2 separate regions of the Homo sapiens genome follow, and region 1 is linked to region 2. Evidence: chromatin contacts called from ENCODE Hi-C or POLR2A ChIA-PET data. All regions are on one chromosome and are shown on one strand. Each heading gives the region's core, a stretch centred on a gene start or an enhancer-like site at or near the end of the contact. The rest is flanking DNA. Distances are from core to core; before and after follow the strand shown. Region 1 has its middle 8.3 kb from the start of XCL2. Region 2 has its middle 27 kb from the start of MIR557.

Region 1 (2,700 bases), core at 87-2,586, 190 kb after region 2:
TGATCATAGTTTATATATACACATACATACACACATATGTATGTGTGTGTATGTAGATGCATAATTTATAAACATGATTCTGAGCTTTCTATTGTTCTCGTTGTTAATCTCTAAATTAACACTACTGTGTTTTTTATTATCACAGCTTTATCTTATGTCTTAATATTTGATAGGGGAAACATTTACTCTTGGTTTTTCTTTTCCTAACTTGTTTTAGCTATCTGTGAATGTCTTTGTGTCATATAAATTTAAAAATTGTATTAGAAAGTTTTGCCCAAAAACTCTGTGGAAATTTTAACTGGAATTGCATTGAATAGTAGATTGATTTGGGGAAAACTGATATCCTTACAATGTTTGTCATCTGGTTCGTAAATATTTGCATCTTTTTTGTCCTTTAATAGAGCCAAATATTTCTTTTATATTAAAGCAATATAAATATATTATGAAGCAGAATGCAAAATCATCACAAATTTTAAGATAAATAATGGAACTTCAAGGGACTGTTACACTTCCAGTGTATTATAACTCCTTGCTACCAAGGCTTTCTTTTCTTTAGGAGAGATCTCTCTCCTCTGCCCTTGAGACTTGGCTGGACAAGTTTTGCCCTTATACATCATCCTGCAAGCAAACTCTCTCCTGAGTGGTTAAGTAGGTGGCTACTGGAGTCAGATCAGTTGTATTCAAATCCCTAATCAACTATTTATTAGCTGTGTAACCCTGGACAAATGCTTTAACCTTCCCAAATTCTTAGTTTTGTCAGTAGCAAAATACAGAATCAAGTAAGATAATGTGTGCCAAACGTTTAGCAGAGTGCTGGAGATGGAATAAGTGCTCAGCAAATGTTAGTGACTATTATAAGCAATTTTAAGCTATACTTGTTATGCTCTAACACATGGGCATGTGACTGTACCTGTCAATAAAAAAACAGAGAAGAAATATTTGCCCTATCAAACATTAAATGAGGTTTCTGAGGCAACTGCAGTCTAAAGCTATTCCTTGTTCTCTTCAAAATGCATAACTATTAAAAAAATCAAATGTGTGAGGTTAATCTCAATAAGCAAAAAACTAAAACAGACTACAAAAGAGTAAAGTTGAGGCATCTGGTAGGAGAGAAGCTTATACAATATTAAGTTTTTAATAGAAAAGAGATAAAAAGCTTTGCAATGGGAATTGTGAATGATTTTGTGGCCTAAGTTATAATATCCAGAATGAAAGTAGAGGCCAAGAGGCTAAGAGAGAAATCCTATAGTTATTACTTAGCAGAGTTTTCACTACTCTTGGCTTGGGGCAAGGGCAGAAGCAACAGGAAGGAAGGGTTGAAGGGTGTTTTATTATAAAGTTAAGCTGCAGTTGGGCAGGAAACCACAATGTCGAAGACATTCTCTTGAAGGAACTGTTAAGGTAACACCAAGAGCAAGTGATAATACTGAAGTCAGTGAAAGGGACTGCCAATGCAGGAGCTACTTCTTGAATTACCTAAAAAGTTGATGTACCACTCCCATTAGGGGGGATCAGGGTCCACAGATATCAGACTTTTAGGATAAATCAACTTTACTGCCACTGGAACTTTGAATAAACATCCAGGGTTAAATAAATTACTAATCAGTAGTAGTTGAAAGAAGAGGAAGACAGTCTATGCCTGGGGAAGTTTCATTTTAATTTTGAAATCAACAGTTATTTTTTAAAACTGTTACAATGTAAGGGCAGGTAATTTGTGTCAAATGGCTGTTTATAAAACTCTTAATGAAATCATATTTTTATCAAAAATGTATAATTATGATGGGTTCTAACAATGTATTATTTATTATTTCTTTCTCTTATCCATACCAGAAAACAGTTTAACTGCAGATCAAATTGCTAATACGATTAGTGCCTAGTGGAAATAATGAAATTGAAAATGTAAAGAATCAGGAGTACATAACCAGTTTCTAGGGGCATGCATTTATGAATTCAAATTATTAAGAAAATAGCATATATATATATATAGTTGATACACTGGATATTATACTAAGTGTTAAACTTTCCACTGAATCATTCCCATTAGTGTACAAACTTGTTATTTTTTCTCTCATGTAAAAATCAAAATAAACAAACAAAACACCATCTCTTGACTACACTTCCACTTCAGCTGTAGTTCTTTTTCTCTGCAAGCTTCTTTTTCTCTCCAAGCCTCTATAGTGATGCTTATGAGACAACTGTCGTCTAAAATTATTCTCTTTAAAGAGTTGTCATTAATTCTTCTCCCAGGCCTTCTCAACCCTTCTTCAAAAGTTTCTGCTCTTACCAATCCACTGACGCTTTTCCCCTTATAGTCATTCTGTGACAGCCATGCTGTTAAATCCAACTATTTTTAAGTTCTAATTTCTGACTTATTTACAGCATTTGGCAAAGTTGCTCACTCTATTCCTGCAAACATCCTCCTGCCTTGATTTCCAGGATACCACACAAGATTGGGTTTCCTCATATCTTTCTGACTTCTTCCCAGTTTTCCTTGCTGGTTCCTCCTCATCTTCCCAATCTGTGTCCAAGGCTCAGTCCTTGAACATTTTATATTTTGATCAACTCTACCTACATGCTTTGCCCATTATCAAGGCTTTAAGTGCCACATATAAGCTAATGACTCCAAAATTAGTATTTCCAGCTTAGACACGTCCTCTGGATTCCTGACCTAGCTATCTGACTACTTGACATTTTCATATG
Region 2 (2,700 bases), core at 200-2,699:
GTTCTTGCCAAGCAAGAAATAATCACAACAGTAATGATATTAAAAGGGGCAGATGAAACTTAGAGAAGTGATGGATATGTTTATGGTCCTGATGGTGATGATGGTTTCATGGGTGTATGCTTATCTTCAGACTCATTGAGATGTATACATTGAATATATGCAGCTTTTTACATGCCAATCATACTGCAATAAAGTGGTTGAAAAAAATAAAAATAAAAATGAGAAATTCATGGAAAAAAATTTATCCTAAAGAATTTTACCATCTTTTGCCTTTATGGATGGTATATTTTTCTTTCTGTAAAAAGCACTTCTGAAGTGTCAAAGAAAATACAACACTATTCAAGAAAATCTAATAAACTTAAAAAATTGCTTTCACTTCTCTCACTTCGCAAAATTATTTTTTGTGCTCCAGTTTTTTTTTATTGTTTTTTGGTTTTTTTATATCTTCTTTGTTTAAAAAATAAATTTATGCTTTTATTGTAGATGCAGGGGATAAATGTGCAGGTTTGTTACATGGTATATTGCACCCAGGTAGTGAGCATAGTATCCAATAGGTAGTTTTTCAATCCATGTTGTCCTTCCTCCCTCCTCTAGTTGTCTACAGTGTGTAGTGTTCCCATGTTTATGTCCATGTGTGCTCAGTATTTAGCTCCCACTTATAAGTGAGAACATGCAATATTTGGTTTTCTATTCTGATGTTAATTCACTTAGGATTATGGCCTCCAGCTCCATCCATTTTGCTGCAAAGAACATAGTTTCATTCTTTTTCACGGTTGCATAGTATTTCATGGTGTATGTGTACCACATTTTCTTTATCCAACTCACCAATGATGGGTAGCTAGGTTAATTCCATGACTTTACTATTGTGAATAGCATGGTGATAAACAGGTAAGTGCATGTGTCTTTTTGGTATAAGGATCTATTTTTCTCTGGGTATATACCCAGTAATGGGATTGCTGGCATACATGGTAGCTATGTTTTTAAGTTATTTGAGAAATCTCTAAACAGCTTTCTACAGTGGCTGAACTAATTTACATTCCTATCAACAGTGTATAAGCATTCCCTTTTATCTGAAGCCTTGCGAGCATCTGTTGTTTTTTGACTTTTTAATAATAGCTATTCTGACTGGTGTGAGATGGTATCTAACTGTGGTTTTGACTTATATTTCTTTTATGCTTAGTGATGATGAGCATTTTTTCAGTTTGACACTTGTATGTCTTCTTTTGAGAAGTTTCTGTTCATGTCTTTTGCCTATTTTTTAATGGAGTTATTTGTTTTTGCCTGTTGATTTAAGTTTTTTTTTTTAATAGATTCTGGATATGAGACCTTTGTTGTATGCAGAGTTTTTGAATATTTTCTCCCATTCTGTAGGTTGTCTGTTTACTCTGTTGATAGTTTCTTTTTGCTTTTTTTTTTTGTGTGGCGGCAAGATTTATTAAAGCGAAAGCGAAAGTAAAACGAAAGAGAAAGTAAAGCTTCCACACGGTGGAAGGGGACCTGGAAGGGTTGCCGTTTCTGGCTTGGGTGTCTTATGCTTATATTCCCTTATGACTCTTCCCCTTTTCCTTTTTCTGTCCTATAGGATTAGCTTATTTTCTAGTCTGTTGATAGTTTCTTTCGCTGTGCAGAAGCGCTTTAGTTTAACTAGGTACCATTTGTCAATTTTCTTTTGTTCTTGCAATTGCCCTTGGGGACTTAGCCAAAAATTCTTTGCCAAGGCTGATGTTGAGAAGAGCACTTCCTAGGTTTTCTTCTAGAATTTTTATAGTTTGATGTCTTACATTTAAATCTGTAATCCATCTTGAGTTAATTATTATTATTATTTTTTTATTATACTTTAAGTTTTAGGGTACATGTGCACATTGTGCAGGTTAGTTACATATGTATACATGTGCCATGCTGGTGCGCTGCACCCACTAACTCGTCATCTAGCATTAGGTATATCTCCCAATGCTATCCCTCCCCCCCCCCCCCACCCCACAACAGTACCCAGAGTGTGATATTCCCCTTCCTGTGTCCATGTGATCTCATTGTTCAATTCCCACCTATGAGTGAGAATATGCGGTGTTTGGTTTTTTGTTCTTGCGATAGTTTACTGAGAATGATGATTTCCAATTTCATCCATGTCCCTACAAAGGACATGAACTCATCATTTTTTATGGCCGCATAGTATTCCATGGTGTATATGTGCCACATTTTCTTAATCCAGTCTATCATTGTTGGACATTTGGGTTGGTTCCAAGTCTTTGCTATTGTGAATAATGCCACAATAAACATACGTGTGCATGTGTCTTTATAGCAGCATGATTTATAGTCCTTTGGGTATATACCCAGTAATGGGATGGCTGGGTCAAATGGTATTTCTAGTTCTAGATCCCTGAGGAATCACCACACTGACTTCCACAATGGTTGAACTAGTTTACAGTCCCACCAACAGTGTAAAAGTGTTCCTATTTCTCCACATCCTCTCCAGCACCTGTTGTTTCCTGACTTTTTAATGATTGCCATTCTAACTGGTGTGAGATGGTATCTCATTGTGGTTTTGATTTGCATTTCTCTGATGGCCAGTGATGATGAGCATTTTTTCATGTGTTTTTTGGCTGCATAAATGTCTTCTTTTGAGAAGTGTTTGTTCATGTCCTTCGCCCACTTTTTGATGGGGTTGTTTGTTTTTTTCTTGTAAATTTGTTTGAGTTCATT

The links. Hi-C counts contacts between places; a loop is a spot of excess contacts on that map. ChIA-PET counts read pairs that join two places held with the same protein, here RNA polymerase II (POLR2A). Pooled maps may share reads with other maps.
Region 1: a loop to region 2 is called in a pooled map, with 4 times the contacts of the local background. The contact joins two enhancer-like sites. A Hi-C loop is called at or near these places in 3 of 168 maps with a recorded cell type or tissue (CD4-positive, alpha-beta memory T cell, mammary epithelial cell and naive thymus-derived CD4-positive, alpha-beta T cell), 1 of 37 single-sample maps with no recorded cell type and 10 of 50 pooled maps. POLR2A ChIA-PET finds 5 or more read pairs at or near these places in 2 of 52 experiments (CD4-positive, alpha-beta memory T cell and activated CD4-positive, alpha-beta memory T cell).

What each region holds. Positions count from the first base shown.
Region 1 is chr1:168,534,380-168,537,079 of GRCh38, forward strand. No RefSeq gene overlaps it. Among named protein-coding and RNA genes, the nearest start is that of XCL2, 8.3 kb to the right of the region's middle. Within about 2 kb of position 1,337, at least 3 of the 41 ENCODE cell types and tissues checked have a DNase peak (open chromatin) inside an H3K27ac peak, as active enhancers do.
Region 2 is chr1:168,347,047-168,349,746 of GRCh38, forward strand. No RefSeq gene overlaps it. Among named protein-coding and RNA genes, the nearest start is that of MIR557, 27 kb to the right of the region's middle. Within about 2 kb of position 1,450, at least 5 of the 41 ENCODE cell types and tissues checked have a DNase peak (open chromatin) inside an H3K27ac peak, as active enhancers do.